4 separate regions of the Mus musculus genome follow, and regions 2, 3 and 4 are each linked to region 1. A link is a loop called in an ENCODE intact Hi-C map of the cell type or tissue named here. Cell type or tissue: left cerebral cortex. All regions are shown on one strand.

Region 1 (5,000 bases):
ATATAAACCAGACAGTGTAAGGCTAGGGTGTGGCTCAGTGGTAGAGTTCATCAATAACCTATTAGGTCCTACCTTCACTCTCCAAAGTGGCAAGGAAAGACATGGGTGACCCAGCCCATGGGACAGATATAGTCAGATATGGTAGCTTGATAATCCTTTTCCCTCTTATTGTTGTGGGGCAGTTACAAAATATCAGCTTCACTGAGAAAAGTCTGAGCTTTCCTTAGAAGGATTAGCTTTGTTTTAAGGTTCAAAAAAGTTGCATCTGTGTGGGAGAAGTCTTGTTTTCTGGAAATCTCTGAGGCCAGCAGCCTCACACTGCTAAATGGTCTGTAGCGAGGACCTTTGAAATATGCTTGAGCCAGGTTTATGGCTACTGAGAGTATTATAGTTACGTTACTTCCCAGACTGCACACTGCAGTTTCTTACCTTCTTCTACTTCACAAATATCTCTTGTTTTCCAACTTATCTTTTTTACTGAACTATGAATTCCTTCTGAGGAGGATTGTGATTCATTAGTCTTCTTATACAAGCAAGCTATACAGCAGTGCATAGCTCAAAACAATGCTAAGTAAACAATTTTGGAATGAGCAGATGAGTTCTGGAATTCTCCTTGAGCTCTGCTTCTGATCCTAACTCTTTATTGATTGCTTGTCTTGTATCTTTAAATTTCCTTTAGCATTTTCAATTGACTACGATGTTTTTTTCTGAGTCAATTTTAAACAGTCATTAGCATTTTTTCAACTTCTCCAGTTTTACAGGTGTCTTAATCAGGGTTTCTATTCCTGCACAAACATCATGACCAGGAAGCAAGTTGGGGAGGAAAGAATGTACTCAGCTTACACTTCCATACTGCTGTTCATCACTAAAGGAAGTCAGGACTGGAACTCAAGCAGGTCAGGAAGCAGGAGCTGATGCAGAGGCCATGGAGGGATGTTAGTTACTGGCTTGCTTCCCCTGGCTTGCTCAGCTTGCTTTCTTATAGAACCTAAGATTACTACCAGCCCAGGCATGGCACCACCTACGAGGTGTCCTCCCCCCTGTATCACTAATTGAGAAAATGCCTTAAAACTGGATCCCATGAAGGCATTTCCTCCTTTCTCTGAGATAACTCCAGCTTGTGTCAAGTTGACACAAAACCAGCAAGTACAATAGATAACATCAACTTCTTTGTTCTTTCCTAGGTCACAAATTTTCTAGTACCTTGTTAAGGTCTTAAGATTTTGAATTGTCATTTATTCTACCTCATTGACTTAACCCCTAGTTTAGACTGCAATCATCTAATTTCTGAAAAAAATATAACATTTTGCTGCCCACAGAAATATTCTAAATAACATGTTGTCTCTTCTAAAATTCAGCTGTGTATCTCTACATATCAGTCATTATCAATGATACATATTATTCATAAATCCATGCTTTGGTTCACTTTGCAGGGGTATCTGTACAATGAATGCATGCTAGACAAGTCTTGCTTCTCTATACCATCTTATTTAATGTTCTATAAACTAAATGAGATAGTATTTTTGTCTGTATTCTACAGGTAAGTAAGATTTAGTTACACCCGGTTGCATATTTCAAGAAAAATGATAGAATTGGGGTTTTAGGATATGAGTATTTACTTGGGAAATATTGCCTTAGTACCTACCGTCTTGGATTTCTATTTCATCTGGAAGGGTTTCCAGGACACAGCCCACCAATTTTAACTTTCCATTGTTGTGCCTTTGAACAGTCTATTCTATACTTCAATTCTCTGCCAAGGATTCACCTTTGCTTTTAAAACTCACATTGGATTGTAAGCATTGTAATGTGCAGGAATGCCTGGATTGCTTCTTCTTTTACTTTAACTGAGAGTCTTCTATGGAGCTCCTACAATCAATTGTCAGTAAATAACATATAAAATTTTACATAGTCCTTCATGAATATGTATGCCTACTAAGTTGTTGCAATATTATTAGGTGAGACATTGATGCATCAAATTGAAGACCCAGAAAACCAGAAAAGTTTGATCTTTTCCTAAATCTTCTTTTGTAGTCTTGGCCTGTCCTGGAACTAGCTCAGTAGACCAGGCTGGCATCAAAATCACAGAGATCCACCTACCTCTGCCTCCTGAGTGCTGGGAATAAAAGCATGCACCAACACCTGGCGATAACTCCCCAAGTCTTAAGAACTTGGTGCTTGAGTGCCTTACAATCTGACGAAAAGATCTCCAGATTAAAATGCTACATTTTAGAGTCACCCCACACTTCCTATGAAGCAGCATCAACTATGATATAGCCCTGCCATAACATTATCAGTAAAATCCTTTACAACTCTTGTCTTTTCAATATACTGGAGAAAGAAAAGTATTGTTTTTTCTCTCACGGTGAGAATGTAAATGTGGTTTTATTTTCATTTAACTTTCAAGATAAATTACTAAAAGCGTCTTTTGAAGACGTTCTGACTCAAGATTCTCAAGTACAGAAACTAGTACTATAATCCTCATTCATTCCCACCACGCCTGGAAGCCCTCGCTTTAGTGAGCAGCACAGTTCACCAGAAGCAGTGAACTTGGCGGACTTAGGACCGCGCGGAAGCCAAGTTTCCTCCATAGTTGGAATCCTTCAGCCCCTGGGAACCGGCGTCTCGTTCATGACGTCACCGGCCCTCCCGGAAGTCCCGTGAATGATGCCGGGGGCGTGTCCTCAGGTCGGTCCGCGTGCGGTTACCTGAGAAACGCGCGGGCTTCAGCGTGGCCGAGTTGGCTAGCTTGGCTTCTGAGGAGACCCTCGCGCTGCTCTGCGGCCCGGGCGGCGCCATGGAGGTGGTGGAGGCCGCCGCGCAGCTGCAGACGCTCAAGTTCGGCGGCTCCGGCCAGGGGTCGGCAGCACCGCAGCCACCTGAGGATCGCCGGGAGGCCCCGCCGCCGGGGGTGCAGCCGCCGCCGCCAGCCCCGAGCTCGGATCCCGGCGGAAGACCACCGCCGCTGCCAGCCCCGAGCTCGGATCCCGGCGGAAGACCACCGCCGCTGCCAGCCCCGAACTCGGATCCCGGCGGAAGACCACCGCCGCTGCCAGCCCCGAGCTCGGATCCCGGCGGAAGACCACCGCCGCTGCCAGCCCCGAACTCGGATCCCGGCGGAAGACCACCGCCGCTGCCAGCCCCGAGCTCGGATCCCGGCGGAAGACCACCGCCGCTGCCAGCCCCGAACTCGGATCCCGGCGGAAGACCACCGCCGCCGCCAGCCCCGAGCTCGGATCCCGGCGGAAGACCACCGCCGCCGCCAGCCCCGAACTGGGATGCGGGCGGAAGACCACCACCGCCGCCAGCCCCGAACTCGGATCCCGGCGGAAGACCGACTCCGCCGCTGCCAGCCCTGAACTGGGATGCGGGCGGAAGACCACCGCCGCCGGGCGGGGCCTGGGTCACCGGCCGGAACGCCGCGGAGCCGCCGCCAGTGCTGCAGGCCTCGGACTCCTCGGACTCGGATTCGGACAGGTCGAGTGCACGAGAGGCCGGAGGGGGGCCGGGGACACGGGGCCTGGGGAGCGGGGCGCGCGGGCGTGCTCTGCGGGGCGGCGCAGCCGAGCTCCGTGCCACGTGCTCTCTGGGAGCTGGGACCCCGGGCTCGCCGGAGTGCTTCCCATGGTCCCAGCTACTTCTAGGAGTTCCCGCTTCCTTTCCAAACGTGATAGTCCCCAAAGTTACACGTGAAGTTAGTCACATGTTTGCAGTGTAGAAGCCTCGACGTTGGTAGATTATTTGTAAAATTACTCTGCTATGTTATTACCATAGGAACTCAGTTTAACATGTGCATTGGGGTTAGAAATTCTGACTCTTGTTTCAGTTCAGAATTGCTACGTTTTTCGTCGAGACTACTTTTTTGAGACCTCAGGAGTTAAGGGTCAGGAACAGGATTACCTTATGTTTCAAACTTCATTGCCCCCCTTTCCAGCGAGGATCTGGTGTAGCCCAGACTGGTCTGTAGCCTGGGAGGCTGACGTTGAACTCCTTGGTCCTCCTGTCTCCACCCTCCCAAGTGCAGGGTTGTACAACCATCCACTACTGTTCTCTACAAGTTGCTTCTTGACAGTTAATGGTATTCTGTAGACTCTTCATAGGGAGCTGGGTTCTATGAAATTTGCAAACCAGTTTCTTGGTATTTGGGGCTCTGTGCTTTACACAGACATTTCCTCTGTGTGTTGTTCATTTGTGGAAGAAGGCCCAGAACATAGAAGGCTATCAAACTACAAATGTTTGAGTAAGCATGGGGTGAGGGGGTTTCGGGAGATGGAACACTTTTAGGAAACCACTGAGAGAGGCAAGGGAGAATGGTTTCTACAAAAAGGAGAAGGTGTGAAGAGATTGGTGGAGGGAGCTAAGCCAATTATGAACAGCTTGGTTTTTTGGCAGTTCTAAGATGGTAGTCATCTTGTAAGCAGAGCCTGCACTATTGGGGAACAGATACAGGGGGTCGATCAGGAGCCAGAGTTGGAAAGGAAGCATGGGATACAGTCAGTAGTATTGGGAATTGACTTGTGACCCGTGTGGCAGAGGATACTACCTGTGTGCTAGGTAGATAATGTTTTGTTAATAGAACCATTCATTTCAAGTGTTTGATAATCGCTGTGTGACTTTTTCTGGGGAGATGTGAACAGACATCTCTTCATTCCAGTTTGTGCACCCAAGCCTAGCTCCATGAGCAATGCACATATTGTGCTTCTATTCAAGAGCATGGGTGACTCAAAGGTAGCTGTATCATGGGCAAGCCCACGTAGCTTGGGTGACAGAAAAGTAGTATCAGTGGAGCTCCTTGCTGTGGTGGCAGCTCTACCAGCAGTCTGCCCAGCAGTTTACTGCTTTTAGAACTTCAGGTTAGGGCCTTGTGAGTTTCACTAGTTTCCTGATTCTTCTAGGCCCTTCTCCTCCCTCTAGGAGCCAGGGCTTCAGTTGGGAGGAAATAGTTACACAGCGGTAGCCCAAACTAGTTTTTAAGAAGTTGTGGGCAGCCTCCAGTAGCAATT
Region 2 (5,000 bases), 100 kb before region 1:
GTGTGTGTGTTGGGGAGTGATATCCAGGTGGCAGGAGGTACTTTCATTTTTCAGAGGAGAAGGGAAGGTGGGAAGACCACCATGAGAAGATGTGGATCATGAGAACATGGTCAGGAGAAGTAGACCCTGAGGTCAGGCTAATAGAGCAAAATTAACCAGGGTGAGATTCATGCAGCAAGTACTTGGAGAACACAGCTGGGAAAATAACAGTCTACCATATTGAAAAATCACCCAGTAATTGTTCCAAAGTCAATTTAAAAAGTCCACAGGACTCTGCCTCAATTATTGGGGGCTGGCTGGTCTTATTAATAACCAATAGAGTTTATTAAAATCCATTTACAAAATGGTGTATAAATGTGTGTGTGTGCATGTGTGTGTATTTATGTATGTATGTGTGTGTAGTCTGTCATGTAGAAAAAAACATATCTGAGTCTGACGGTGGTGGCACATGCCTTTAATCCCAGCACTTGGGAGGCAGAGGCAGGCAGATTTCTGAGTTCCAGTCCAGCCTGGTCTACAGAGTGAGTTCCAGGACAGCCAGGGCTATACAGAAAAACCCTGTCTTGAAAAAACAAAACACAAAAAACAAACAAACAAAAAACAAACAAATAAACAAAAAAACCCAACCATATCTGAAAAAAAAACACAATCACAATCACATTGTGACTTACTGCTGCATGAAAAAACTGGATGAAATTTTGAATTATCTTTTAAATTTCTTACGTTTGTTTTGTTTATTTGAGACACACTCTCAGTATTTTACAGCTCTGGTTGGCCTTGAAGTTCACTACATAGACCAAGCAAGCTTCAAAGTCACATAGATCTGCTGGCCTCTGAGCAATCTTTTATTTTTTTTAAACATTTATTTATTCATTTAAAGTGTATGTGTGTTTGGGTGTGTGCAAGGACACTATGTACGTGTAGGTATCGAAGCAGGCCAGAAGGAGGTGTCAGGTCCTTCCTGAACCCATCCTCAACCTCACCAAGAGGAGTCAAGAGAAGGGAATTCCTCTCCTTCTGGTGGTAATCAAAAAATTATAGAACTCTAATAGTTTTATGCCACTCTAATAGTGACCCAGGCAATGTTGTATTGTCCAGTTGGAAGACAGTGATTAGTAAGAGACTTGGACATAATACCTCAAATTGTGCAACTCTCCCTAAAGCCACAAACTAGTGCCACTGTCTTGTGGCAGCACATCTGAATCAGAGTTACAGTTGGTGGCAAACCTTGCCTTTGGAGTTTGAATATCCATAAACTGTAGTTTACTAAAACAATGCCATGTAGGGACATGACTCAGTTGCTAAAATGCTCACTGAACAAGAATTGGATGCCCAGAACACACACACACACACACACACACACACACACACACACACACACACACACACACACACACACGTATGCAGTGGAGTGGAGTTATAAGCCTAGCACTTAAAGAGGAGGGGACAAAGCCTGGGGTAGAAGCCTGCCAACTTAGCTCCCTTGGCAAGTTCAAAGCCAGTTAGAGGCTCTATCACAAAAAACAAACTGGACAGAAAAGAGACGTCAGAACTGAAATGTTTTCCTCCTTTCTCGCTTGTTTTTGTGATGGATTGGGTTGGCAATGAAATTCCAGCAGCCATACTTTCCGTTATTTGGTGCATGGTGAACAATTGAAACTGGATTCAACAGCATGTCTCATCTTCTCTTGTTTTTTCTGCTTCATTTAGTCTCATTCCAATGCAGTGGATGAAGCAGAATTCTTGCAGGCCGGGTTTAATCCACATCACACATTTATTCAACTGTTTAAACCACATTGAAACTTTTCCTTAAAGCAAATGTTCTTGTGTTTATTCTCCTTGAAATGTTTAGGCCCTCTAAGGACTGTTTGTGGCACCTGGGGATGCTTCTCTTCTTCAAGAGGCTATAAATGCACACATGACACCACTAGATGTTTCTTATTCCTTGTCATTCACAGTGGCTCTGACCCAGTGTGTGGAACCCTCCACATTCCACATCTATAAATGATAGGTGGTCCTGGATGATTTTCAAGTGTCTCTTGTTTCTAAACCTTTACCATGGTTTTTATATAAAGAACAGTGCTTGTGAATATGGGTTCTTGAGCCCATTGCGTGGGCTCACATCCCAGCTCTCCCACTTACCATCTGGATAACCTTGGGTGAATGATTCACTTACATTTATGAGTGTCAGCTATCTCCTCCGAAAAATGTACACATGGTTGTCTCTCCTGAACAGAGCAATGGAGGAAGTGAAACACATGTATGTGTACATATATGAGACAGGACTCACAAGCACAAGGCTCAAGTAGTATTTAATTTCATACCACATTCAAGAGTCATCTCTTAGTTCATGTTAATTAGGTGCTGGACACTGTGTTAATCTTTACATATCCATTCCACACAACTCTTTGAAGTATGATTTTGATTTCTATTTCCCTAATAAGGAAAATGAAGGCAAGCGACCTAAAACAAGGTAGCTGTGTAGCTGCAGCTCTACAATAGGTGCAGCTCTCAGCAAATGCCTTTCCTTTTGAATTCACATTTCCATACCATGTGGTTTATGCAAAATTCTATGAAATGGTGGCTGGAGAGATGACTCAGTAAACTGCCTCCTGTTTGCAGTATGAGAGCCTGATTTGGATCTCCAGAATCCCCATTGAAAAGCCTCCTGTGATGTCCCACATTTATAATCCCAGCACTGAGGATGTGGAGATAAGCAGCTTCCGAGGCTTAGCTGGCCACTCAGACCAGTATACCCAGCAAGCCACAGTCCAGTGAGAAACACTGCTTCAAAGAAACTATAGAGGATTCCTCAGAAACAACACTCACGGTTGTTCTTGGGTTTCCATATGCACACACCATCCATATTCACACACACACACCGTTTAAAAAGAAAGCTCTAAGAAATAGCTATAAATCACGCATCTGAAATGTAAGAACCATAGAATCACTGAAGATGATTGTCTCTGAGCTCATCAGGTCATGACAAGCTTGATGGCCACATGTTTCTTTGGCAATGAGAGATCCAGTTCTAGGAAACAGCCCGCTCCCGTAGCCCAATACTTTCCATCAGAACTTTCCCATAGGCACCTGAAGAAGGATGTGCTTTGTGTCCATACATTAACCAAATAATCCAGAACTCAGCACGTTCCAGTTAACTTTTGGCTTTTTATGAGCAGAGTGATATCTTTACTGGCTTCTTTTATTGATCCATTTCACAAGCTGGAGGAGGGAGACAAACAGGAGGACAAAAGGACAAGTGATCTGGAGGTAGATGAAAGGGGAACGGAGAAAACGGTCACACTAGGCCTTAAGCCAGCATTGTATAAGAGACAACAGCGAGTGAAATGTGATGGGCTTGTTTGATGCTCACCTTCTGAGTTCCTCCTTCTGTGAGTGGACTCCACATCCTTCCTTACTTAAAACATTGTACACACACACACACGTGCGTGCACATGCACATAAATATTCATACACCAAATAGTGGGAAAAATAGGAACCCATTTTTTTGTTGTTGTTTTGTTTGTTTGTTTCTACTAGGAAACTGAAAGCAAATGCAAAATAAATGTCCCTGGTTTCAAACAGTATTCCCTACAATGCTAATATAATATACTCTGCTCCTCTGTTTTCCATTATTTGAGAGGTATTCACTAGGAACCAACCACTTGAGTTAAGCACTGGAAACAGTGGGAGAGAATAGAGGAAACACACACACAGAGATTCTCCTTAAACCTGAGAGGTATAGCATGTGACTTATGATACGTGCAGGCCTGAGAAAGGCAGGCAGATGGTAAGCTAGAGGCAGTGGGAGGTGGTAGCTTCAAGGGAGGGAAGGGATGGAACAGTTCATGGTGACTTGTTGCTGGAAGGGAATGAACGACAGGATCTTTCCTCAAGGTGGTCATAGTACAGGGTCAACATTATACATACCCAACCATGACTAACATGAACAAGTACCATTGAAATCATCTGACAGAAGCTTATAAGATGCTAAAAAGCTAATGAATCATAGGCTAAGAATCAAGTTCTATTTTCTGACCATACAAGCTTAGAGACAGAGCTGGCCAGCTCAGATCTGGGGAATGTAAGGAAGAGGGAGATTAAGACTGTGCTTGCTTGTGGCTACTGAAAACTTTCTCCAGAGTCCTAAAGTAATAAAGCATAGACTAAAGGAGCAGGGCTGGCCCACAAAGCCAGAGAAGGACCAGACCACTGCATCTGGCCATTGACAAGTAGCCTAAGCCAACCAGACCTGGCATAGAAGCCCTAAGGATCCTTCCGGATCCTTTTCTTCATTGCTTCGCCTTCTGGTTTGCTTTTCTGTTGCTATGATACATACCATGAACAATAGCAATCTTGCCGGAAGGGGTTGACTTCATCTTATGCTTCCAGGTCACAATCCACCTTTGAGGGAAGTTAGGCAGGAACCCAGCAGCAGGAACAATGGAGGAACAGTGTTTGCTTGCTCTATGACTCATAGCCAGCCATTTTTCTTCTACAGCCTAGGACCACATGGCCAGGATGATGTCACCACCATCTGAAGGCCCTCCTCCAGCAATCCTTTATCAAGACAATCACAGTCTCTCACAGATATGAACACAGGTCAATCTAATCAAAGCAACTTTCTAATTGTTCCTTCTTAGCCTGTAACTCAAGATTGTGTTCAATTGACAAAAAACTAACCAACACAACTGGCAACCAACCTACTCCTCAAATCCTGCATCCCTTTCTACTTGTTTATCCTGTTGACAGCCAGCTGCCTCCACAGCAGAGTTTCTGGGTTCTGCCATACTCCTCCATCCAGAAGTCACTCCTGTTTGTTTGGACCAGGGCTCCAGAAGATTTCAAAAAAAGAAAAAGAAAAAGAAAAAAAATAGAAAAGAATTCAAAATGTCAATGCTCACAGTTGAATTTCTAGTTGTAGCGGAGGAATTACCTGAGAGCAGCAGACTGTTCTGACCTCTTTCTATTGTCTTTCAAGCCAAGAATACAGGAAGCAG
Region 3 (5,000 bases), 370 kb before region 1:
CATAAAGGCGCTTTCCCCAGTGCAGGACACTAGCGAGACTGACACTCACCTTTCCTTCTTGTCTTGTTTGTGAGACTCTCTTGTAATCTGAGCTGCTTTTCTACTGTACGGATGGATGACTTTTTTTTCTCGTCCTACCATTTTTCCTTTTAGTCCTTTAGGCTAAAAGACAGGATACATATTGTCAGTTATGTTAAGCAACTATAGTTACAGAGATGTCACAATAGGAATCAGGCCACAGGCCAAACATTTTACTAACTCCAATGGTCTTTTGTTTCCCCATGATCATAACAGAAATGATCTATTCCACAATCTCCAAAGGCAGTAGACCAACAGAAACCAATAGAGTCAACACCGCTCAGTGACTCAGCCATGCCAGCTTAAAGTAGTTCTGACAACAGAGGGAGAAGACTCGTGGCTGGGAATGCTGGCTACAGTTAAGGATGTCTCTAATGTTACAGAGAGCAGAAGTGTAACAGGTATTTCACTGTGGCCCATGAAAAGAGAGTGGGGCAAAGGCACATGCAAAGTCCAAGTTGACCAAACTCAGCTGGTTCCAACCAACACCCCATAAACTATAAAGGCCACTTCAAAATCAGCACACCTAGAAGCAAACAAACCACTTCCCCACCCGAGCCTTACCAGTTAAAGCTTTCAGAATCCATTCCTCAAAGGCATTATATTTAAGGGGTTTCTTTTTGGTTTTTTGTTTTTGTTTTGTTTTTTGCTATGCAATCCTGTATTTTGGCCCATCTATATTATTTAAAGAGTCAGAATTGACTTTCTATAAGAGAAACCAAAAATAAAAATGGCTTAACCTAAATAGTTTTAGTCTCTTCTGGTTCACTTAAGGAGGCAGGCGCCCCCTACCCCGTTAGCCCATAATCTCCCAGACAGTCTGCAAGGGCTTAAAACCTGCCCTCCACTCTAGCCCTGAGTGGAAAAGAAACCTCAGGAAAGTTGTCCTACACCCTTTGCCCAAGTTCTACTGACCAAAACCTACTGTTACATAAAATAGATGAATATATATAATTTTTAATCTCTGAGAAAAAAAAAGACTATTAGGGAACAGGTGGTCCCTAATATTCCTCTTCAATAGTCACTCCTCTAAAGGCCAAATAGCTCTTGAAGCTTTTTCAAACCTGTCAGTTACCTTTATTCAACCCATACAATCAGGCCTAGGTTGCTCTATTGTTAGACCCCTTTACAAAGAAGTCGAAAAAATCTGTCTACAGTGTTAATCCAGTATAGAGTTTCTTTCCCTATTGAAAGAGATCAGCTTGGTTCTAAGCTTTAGCACAGAAAGCCATCTCTTCCAACTTTCTTCTCCAGCATTTCCTTCACACAGCTCCTTCTCCCCATTCTTACTGAAGATCACTATTCCAGAATAAACCACACTGCAACTTGAGACTACACTTGTTATCTCTGTCTGTAATTCTTTCCTTCCCTTTTCCTTTGCTAAGACAAAGCTCGAAATAATCTCAAAAAAACTCTCCAAATAATTAAAATGTTCATCAATTCCTCATTCACACAATTCTCTTAGACATTGGTCATTTTTTCATTAATCTGATGAGAGAAGGCACGTCTAAGTCTGAAACCCATCTGAGGTTGGCTATGAATAAAAAAATAATAATCTTAAAGCCGTAAGAACACACACATGGAGGATAGTGGGGCAAATGAGAAACGAGATTAAACATCAAACATACACATGGCGAAAACAGATTCTCACAAATTGTTCTCCGATATCCACACGTACATAAAATCAGTTATAAACATAAATTCGGCCAGGCGGTGGTGGCGCACCCCTTTATTCCCAGCACTTGGGAGGCAGAGGCAGGCGGATTTCTGACTTTGAGGCCAGCCTGGTCTACAAAGTGAGTTCCAGGACAGCCAGGGCTATACAGAGAAACCCTGTCTCGAAAGAAAAAAAAAAAAAACATAAATTCGGATACTGTGAATGAGCTCTTTATATCGCTATACATAAACCGTTTATAACACTCTTAACTACTGTCTTAAAATGCAAACAAAACAGCATTGTTGCCCGGTAGGAATGGGAGTTGTAGAGGCAGGACTAAAGTCAGAACAGAAGGGCTGCGGGCCGATGCACCTCGTGGGTGGCTGTGACCCTGGGCAGGGGAGACCTGCACTTGCCCCAGGGCAGAGGTGGGTGGATCCACAAAGCGGTATTAGTTAAGGCCCTCAGGAAAATGAGAAACCGGGAGACGTGGACAACGCCACCCAGAGCGAGTTGAGAACGCGCTGGAGCACTCCGATCCTGGGGCAGCACCGGGGGCCCACCACCGCCCCACGCAGCCACTCCGAGTCCCGGCTTCTCCCGGGTCCGAGCTTGTACTCCCCGGCCGCCCGACCAGAGCCTCCCGGAGAACCTAAGGGGCCGCTCACCATGGCGATGTCTTGGCCACCGAGGCCGGGCGATGTCCCGATGCGACAATTTCACAGAGGGCAGCGCAGCCGCTCTCAAGTCCGCTTCTTCCCTAACACACGTGGGCCCCGGGGGAAACAAATAGGGGCGGACAGGAAGGGGAGGAGCTGGTGCTTTCTCTAAAGCGTCCCTAGAAACTGAGACGTAATGTTTTTCCGCCCGCCTTGTTTTACAGCCCGGGAGCCACACAAAGGCGGGGAGAGTAGAGAGAGAGAGAGAGTCGAGCTCAGAGAACAGAAGTCTGTCTGTCTTCTGTTTCTGACTGAAAGGCCGGCCTTGAGTATCGGCCAGAAGGCAGCTCTCCATGGGCGAGCAACTTGTTAGGAGATAGCATTACCTCACCTAGAGGTGCCCATCTCCCAGAATGGTGTAAATTCAGCCTTCACTTTTCCTTTGATTTTCTCTACCATTTTCTTTCTATATCTAAAGCCTGTCTCTCCGGCCTTGTTATTCCGTTTTTGAACAGCATGGTAAAATTTGATAGAAAGTCTTACGTAGTAATTATTAATCAAATGCCTAGTACATGCTACGCATTGAAGGTACTTTGACAGTTTCCCTACTTTCTTTTTTGTATAATTTCTATCTGTAGTGGGACATAAAGAAGTTAGTATTTCAAATACTATTATAATATAAATTATTACCATAGACTAAGTGGATTTAACATACACAAAAAAGGGGAGGAGATGAAGGATCAGGAGGAGAAGGGATGGGAGAAGAGGAGATGTATGGGGGAGTGTTAGGAGAGGGATATGGGAGAAAGGGGGGGCGAGGAAGAGGATGACAATGAATGGATTCCTTGGACCCTATCAGACAACTCTGAAATAAAACTAGAATCCAACAGCAAGAGAAACTACAGGACTTAAAACAAATACTTGGACACGTAATGGTACAATTTTAAATGTACAGTGGGTCACTGAAGAAATCAAGGAGAAAATTCTTAGAAACAAATGAAAATCATAGGCACTCTACGAGCTAGCTAAAGCATCCTAACAGGAAAGTGAGTATTTACAATAAAGCAAAATGAGAGTTTCCAAGTGAAGTAATAATTCATCTTAAGGTTCTAGAAATAAGAAGTCACTCCCAAACCCAATCACTGGATAAATAAATAAATTCATCAATCGATCACTATTAAAGCGGGACCTAATGAAATAGAGACCAAAAAAACCCTCAATACATAGGAATAGCTAAAGCAATCGTTTTTGTTAAAGGACAACTGTTAGTATTTTGTCTAAGCTCCACAACACAGTTATCTGGCAACAGCCAGGTAGGTTCTGCCCCCCCAGTTACCTGGCGTGGTCCCTCAGGGGGAAGGGCTGTGGGCCCACGGAGGCATCCCCTTCCCCATGCCTGACTACACCTCCACAGAATATATCCCCCCTTTATCTTTTTATAAACACATCAATAACAAGACTGATTAAACCCCTAGCCAAACTAGCAAAAGAAATCCCAAATTAATAAAAGTAAAGGTGAAAGCAGGAATTGTAACAACAGACTCCAGTGAAATTCAGATAATCTATAGAATACTTGGAAAATTTTATTTCAAAATGCTGATAAACATCAAAGTATTTGATGTATTTCTAAACATGTATGACACACCAAGATCCCTGAAAATATAATACAGTAAATGTGTTCATTATATGTAATAAGATTAAAAGCAATAATTAAAAGTCTCATCCAAAGAAATGTCTAGAATCAGATGGACTCATGGCTGAATTCTACCAAACTTTTTTTTTTTTTTTTTTTTTTTTTCTGAGACAGGGTTTCTCTGTGTAGCCCTGGCTGTCCTGGAACTCACTTTGTAGACCAGGCTGGCCTTGAACTCAGAGATCCTCCTACCTCTGCCTCTCAAGTGCTGGGATTAAAGGCGTGCACCACCACTGTCCTGCCCAAAATTTTAAGAAAGTCCTGATACTAACACTTCTTAAATCATTTCTCAAAGTAGAAAATGAAGGAGTACCTAGTTTATTCTATGAAAGCAGTATTATCTTGAATAAGCTCAGATAAAGACATAGCAGTTACAGACTAATTTTCCTGATGAACAAAGCTGCAAAAAAATTGTGAACAAAATAATTGCAAACCAAACACAATTAAAATACATTACATAATTTAAATGTATTCAAAATATATAGTATTTTCAAAAATACATTATCATACACCTAACCAATTAGGCAAATTGATGAATATAATACGCTATACAAATAAACTAAAAGACAGAAATAAGATCGCTGGATTTTAAACTGAGGATTTGCAGCCAAGGTGACTATTTAACATAACAAAGCAGACCTGGCCTTCAGCGTTCTCCCAGAATTCCTCAGTCCCTACCATTTCAGGGTATGGCTGACACACCTCACTCTCTACCCTGAAATTTCCAGCCCAGGGGCTAGGCTGTTCTTCCTCCAGAAGTTCTTCCCTATATAATCCAGACATTTTAATTTCTCCCACCCACTGTCTCCTCTCTCCCTGCCCCTTCCCCTCATCATCTTCTTTCTCCCTGCATGCACATACTCTTTCTTTCTCTTCCCCTTCTCCTCTGTTTCTGACCCCATGAAGACTTCCC
Region 4 (5,000 bases), 82 kb before region 1:
TGCATCACATACGAGAGATTCCTGTCTTTTGGGATAGATTCCAGGAGAAAAGCAAGTCAGAGACATTGATAAGGAAGAGCATCTGTACTTAGAATGAGCAGATTATTTTATTCCAGAGCCCAGCTAGTCTCCTCACTGATTTCAAACTTCCTTTCCATCAATTTACACATCCGTAAGTCACATGTGAGTCATAAAAGTGGCTGTCTCATGGAACTGCGAGAACTACATGAGAAAAATGCATTTAATGTTTTTAGAAAACACCTCCCAATTAGGGATCATTTATCTCAACACTCCTGGGTAATAAACTTCAGAAAGAATATAACAGCTGGCTCAGGGACTAGAGAGATGGCACCACTCTTGTTGCTTTTGTAGAGCACCCAATTTGATTACCAGCATCCACATGGTGGCTGAAAACCACCCATGAATCAGTTCCAAAACATTGAATGCCCTTCTCTGCTTCTGTGGATATAGCACACATGTAGTACAAACATACATGCAGACAAAACAGTCACATATATAGAGTAAATAAATCTTTTAAAAGGAGAAAGTAAAAAAAAATAATAAAAAAATGAACTTGTTCAAATGTGAGTTTTCTGGGTCAGGTGATGCTCAGTGATCAACACCCTGCTTTCATTTGCTGGCTGTGGCTATCTTTCACTGAAGAATTTATCTTCTGTCCGCCTTCCTTATTCTTGCCTATCTACCTACTCTTAACTGAGTAGATTCTGTAAAAAAGAGATCTTAGATTTATAGATTTAACTTCTCTTCAAGTTTACTCTTTAAAAAAATATTTATTTATTTTGCATGTGTCTGTGCACATGTTTACATTTGTGAGTTCATGTGCTTGTCTGTGGAGGTCAGAGCTCAACTTAGAGTGTCATTTGTCTGAAGCAAATTATTACAGTTTTGAGACAGGGTTGCACTACAACCTAGGATTAGATGATCTAAGGACCAGCCTGCTTCCAGCTGTCCATTACAGGGATTACAAATGTGTCACTGTGCCCAGCTTTTGATATAGTGCCAGAGAGGGAATGCAGACTTTTGTGCCTATCAGCAAGCACCTGCTGCTTAAGTCATTATCCTTCAGCCACTGACTCTCCACCCTTTCATAGAGTCTCTATTTCTATTTGTGATCACCTGCTAGGTGTCTTAAGTGGACCTACCAGGACTTTCCAACACAACCAAGTCAATGTGTATGTTTCAGCATAATAATAACTGGGTTATGTCTGGGCTTTCCAGAGTGAAAGAAAGAACAAAAGAATGAAAGAAAAGGAAGGGAGGGAGGGAGGGAGGGAGGGAGGAGAGGGAGGGAAGCAGGAGAGAAGGAGAGAGGAGGGAGGGAGGGAAGGAGGGAGGAGAGTGAAGGAGGGAAGGAAGGAAGGAAGGAAGGAAGGGAGGGAGGGAGGGAGGGAGGGAGGGAGGGAGGGAGGGAGGGAGGGAGGGAAGGAAGGAATAGTTAAGAGTTTGGATTAAAGGAATAGTTTCAAAGCTTTGCATTGTCAGTTTGTAATTCCAAGTAAAAATTAAAATAATTGCTCCTCATTCCCGCAAACTGCTGCTCTTCTTGTTTTTTTGCCTTAGACCTACAAGGTGGGATCCACAAGAACAGATTTTAGAAATCAAACATCACTTGCTAGTCATGTCCAAACACTTTAGGTGTTTACGTTGCTGAAGGAAGCAGTCCTTAGCAGATACGGAGTCTGTGCTTTCAGACTGACCATGCCGTGCTACTTACTCCCCTTCATACACCCGCTGCTTGTCAGAGCGGGAGAGGAAAATGTTTCCTCATAGAGAAATCTTAGGCTCATTGATTGGCGTGCTGCAAGTTCAATGAACAAAAGACAGATTACCAACAGATGTTTTTGAACGTGTGCAGTGCCAGACATGAGTGAGCCAAAAGGGTGGCTGGAATTTGAAGTCTACATACATAATTTAGTATGGTAAATGGAGAGAGAGAAAAGGTCAGTTCATTTAAAAAGCAAATACTTTTTATAACTCGCCGAGTCCAATTATTGCTGCCCATATGTGCATGGCTGTGGCTCATCTACGGCGGCATGGGCAACCAGCCAGTGGCCACCCCCTAAATAAGTGTGTTTCTCTATCCCCAGCAGCTGTCAACTGATCCTTTCCACGTGCGGGAATTTTACTGGCTTAATTTTGAGCAGATGACCACAGTCGCTATGAGTTCATGTGTGCACCAGCATGCCAAGCTCAGAGGACAGCAATCCACGGTCCTCCTCACCATCCTCTGGCTCTCACATTCTTCCCATACCCTCTGGTGAGTGGTTCCTGGCCCTATGGGGAGCACTCACTCAGCTACTCTCAGCAATTTGAAGAGTTTCAAGTCTCTGTATTAACCATTGCTTACTTCAGCAAAAGCTCTGCCTAAGGCTGAGAGAAGCACAAACTTATGGATACAAACCTAGATATCTAGAAGGCAGATTGACAGCAAGACTATTTAAAAAACATCATAGGATTTTCCCATTAGTCTCTGACTTCCCTACCTGTGGATTCTGGCTATGTTTATGGAGGCAGAGATGATTCCCTCCTGTGGAACAGGCCTCAAATCCAATTAAATGAGTGGTTGGTTACCCCCATAAGCACTCTTGACATTATTGCACTGGTGCAGATATTTTGTATGTCATAGCTGTAGGATGCAGGATCCACCATTGGGTAAAAACCACTTATGTCTTTCTCCCTGAGCAGTCTGAACAGCACCTTCCAGCACTAGGAAATCTAACCATCAGGGAGAGTTTCAGAAACCAAATGTTCTAAGGAAGATATTGGGTTGTTAGGAGAAAAGGAGGCAGATGTGACACTCTAATGACAGGTACATTTGGTTATGGTGCCAACATTTTGTTTCTGAGGTTTAAACTGCTCCTGGGGAGAAGGTAAATGACAACTCCATATTGGAGCCTCTGCTTCCAGCCAAAGAAATTTCATAAACGCAAATTCCTCTAGCTCAAAACAATTCTAATGCCAAAATTGCTTATTTTGAGTGATATATTCTGCCTTTTTAAAGTCTCTCTCTCTCTCTCTTTCTCTCTCTCTCTCTCTCTCTCCCTCTCCCTCTCCCTCTCCCTCTCACTCTCCCTCTCTCTCTCTCTCTCTCTCTCTCTCTCTCTCTCTCTCTCTCTCTCAGGCTAGCCTTGACCTCACTATATAGCTAAGGATGACTCGAACCCTGAACTTCTGGTCCTCCTGTCTCCAACTCCAAAGTGTGAATTACAGGCAAACACTACCATACTGATTTTATGTACTGCTTGGTATTGAACTCAGGCACCACCTTGCTAGACAAATACTCTCCCACCTGAGCTACATGTACTAGCCTTTAAATATTACATTCTGAACCTTCCACTATTCTTTTCAATGTTCCTTGTTCCAAAGTAAATCTGAGAAATCCTATATTAGTCCAAAATCTGGCTCAATTGCCCTTAGCAGTGCTAACCTCAGACACTTATTCCTCCATCTGTTCCCATGGCAGACCCTCCAGAGCTCTTTAGCATAGAACATCTGGTCTGTCTTAGAACCATGTTCATCCTCTCCTTTACTCAGTACCACAGTTTTAGAAGAATGCTCCCTACCATGCCTGCATATGAAAGTTGTAGGCCCTAGAGTGAAGCTACTGGGAGGTTAATAGACTGAGGAAGTGAGGGCTTCTGGGATATCATTGGGTCATACCTTGAGGGTATACCCTTAAGACAGATTGTGATAACCCACTCCTCTTCCCTTCTCATTGCTTCTTAGGTCATGGTTTAGGAGGTTTGCTCTACTCATGCTCCTAACATGATGTGTTAACCCTCCCCAGTAACCCAGTGATAACCTCAGATTAGACTAAAACCTCTAGAACCATGAGCTAAAACAAACCTTTGATTCATAAGTTTATTGCCTCAGGTATTTCGTTATAGTGACATGAAGGTGATTAATACAGTTAGTGCATTCCTTAGAGAAGTAGCCATTTTTTTCATATACTTGAATACTCAGTATTTTAAAACAACTACTTTTATAGCTGATGTAGTAAACGCTTAATGGTTGTGGAATAGATGTTTAAAATTTTCATAATGTCAAAATTTGCATGCAGCTTTGATCATGTGTTTAATTCAACTAGGTCATTGAATCTGATTTTTTTAGAACTTGGAAGTTTCTAAAAAACTTTATTTGGGTACATTTTGTTGTTTCCCCTTTCAAGATTTCATTACTATACATATATTTTCATTTGATTAAAATGTAGTCACTTTTGAAATTTATAATATAGGAAAATGATGCTGCCTACACTTGTATAGCAGATAATATATTTGCTATGAGATTTGAATTAAAATCGGCACAAATGTTAAGCATTGTGTAGTATCATTAGCATTTTGGCTAGAAATCTCTCCCTCTAAGCACATATGGGAGTTTTATTTTTATGCATAAATTTGCATAACCACTTTGCTATCTTTCACAGATGAGTCTTAAGACATTAACTTGACAAATATCATGATCAAGACATCAGTTTCAGTGGGTTTGAAACTACTTAATAAAGATATTTTTGTGTCTATTCAGTCTAGAATAGTCTTCATTAGTCTCTCTCTGACTCTTTCTGTCTACCTTTGTCTCTTTGTCTGTCTCTCTGTGTGTCTTTCCCCACCCTATTCATTCTTTTCCTTTCTTTCTTCCTCCACCAAAGAGAAACTTAAATATTGATGATTATGGATGTCCTTAATTAACGCATCTTTGCTCAAAAATATTTTACATGGTTTTACTTGACATTTTAAAATAACCCTATGGCAGCAGCATAGAATATTCAGGAACAAGTTTCTCCTGGAAGCTGGAGGTATTCTGATCAAGCAACTTCAGGTATTGTTTTGTATCTTGTTTATTTTTGCTTCATCTCTGTATAACCCGAATGCCCTAGCTTCTTCAGCCTCCACAAGAGACCTCTTAATACCTATGTCAGCTCATGAATCATCGACTCCTCCTGTGCTTGGCTGTACAGTTTAGCTCATTCACCTCCACTCTGA

Evidence for each region. Peaks named below come from ENCODE experiments on the same cell type or tissue, not always from the same donor. Only the 100,000 strongest peaks of a DNase experiment are listed, where the experiment ranks them.
Region 2: a loop joins it to region 1, with 2.6 times the contacts of the local background. A loop is called at or near these places in 2 of 42 quality-filtered maps.
Region 3: it touches region 1 in a loop (9-fold over the local background); 10 of 42 quality-filtered maps call a loop at or near these places.
Region 4: a loop joins it to region 1, with 2.0 times the contacts of the local background. A loop is called at or near these places in 2 of 42 quality-filtered maps.

Annotation. Positions count from the first base shown.
Region 1 is chr8:66,857,573-66,862,572 of GRCm38, forward strand. It overlaps Naf1 (nuclear assembly factor 1 ribonucleoprotein), which reads left to right and starts at 2,645. Exons shown (of 8, transcript NM_001163564.1): 1 at 2,645-3,474. The coding sequence starts at 2,795. In left cerebral cortex, no CTCF peak of the experiment used is centred here; DNase peaks (open chromatin) are centred at 2,617, 3,647, 4,244 and 4,745; H3K4me3 peaks cover 2,605 bases; H3K27ac peaks cover 1,477 bases.
Region 2 is chr8:66,754,238-66,759,237 of GRCm38, forward strand. No RefSeq gene overlaps it. Among named protein-coding and RNA genes, the nearest start is that of Npy1r, 59 kb to the left of the region's middle. In left cerebral cortex, no CTCF peak of the experiment used is centred here; DNase peaks (open chromatin) are centred at 2,072, 2,614 and 3,803; H3K27ac peaks cover 1,525 bases.
Region 3 is chr8:66,484,009-66,489,008 of GRCm38, forward strand. Tma16 (translation machinery associated 16) reads right to left here and starts at 2,522. Exons shown (of 7, transcript NM_025465.3): 1 at 2,404-2,522; 2 at 50-162. The coding sequence starts at 2,406. In left cerebral cortex, no CTCF peak of the experiment used is centred here; a DNase peak (open chromatin) is centred at 2,567; H3K4me3 peaks cover 1,635 bases; H3K27ac peaks cover 839 bases.
Region 4 is chr8:66,775,442-66,780,441 of GRCm38, forward strand. No RefSeq gene overlaps it. Among named protein-coding and RNA genes, the nearest start is that of Npy1r, 81 kb to the left of the region's middle. In left cerebral cortex, no CTCF peak of the experiment used is centred here; DNase peaks (open chromatin) are centred at 1,984 and 4,426.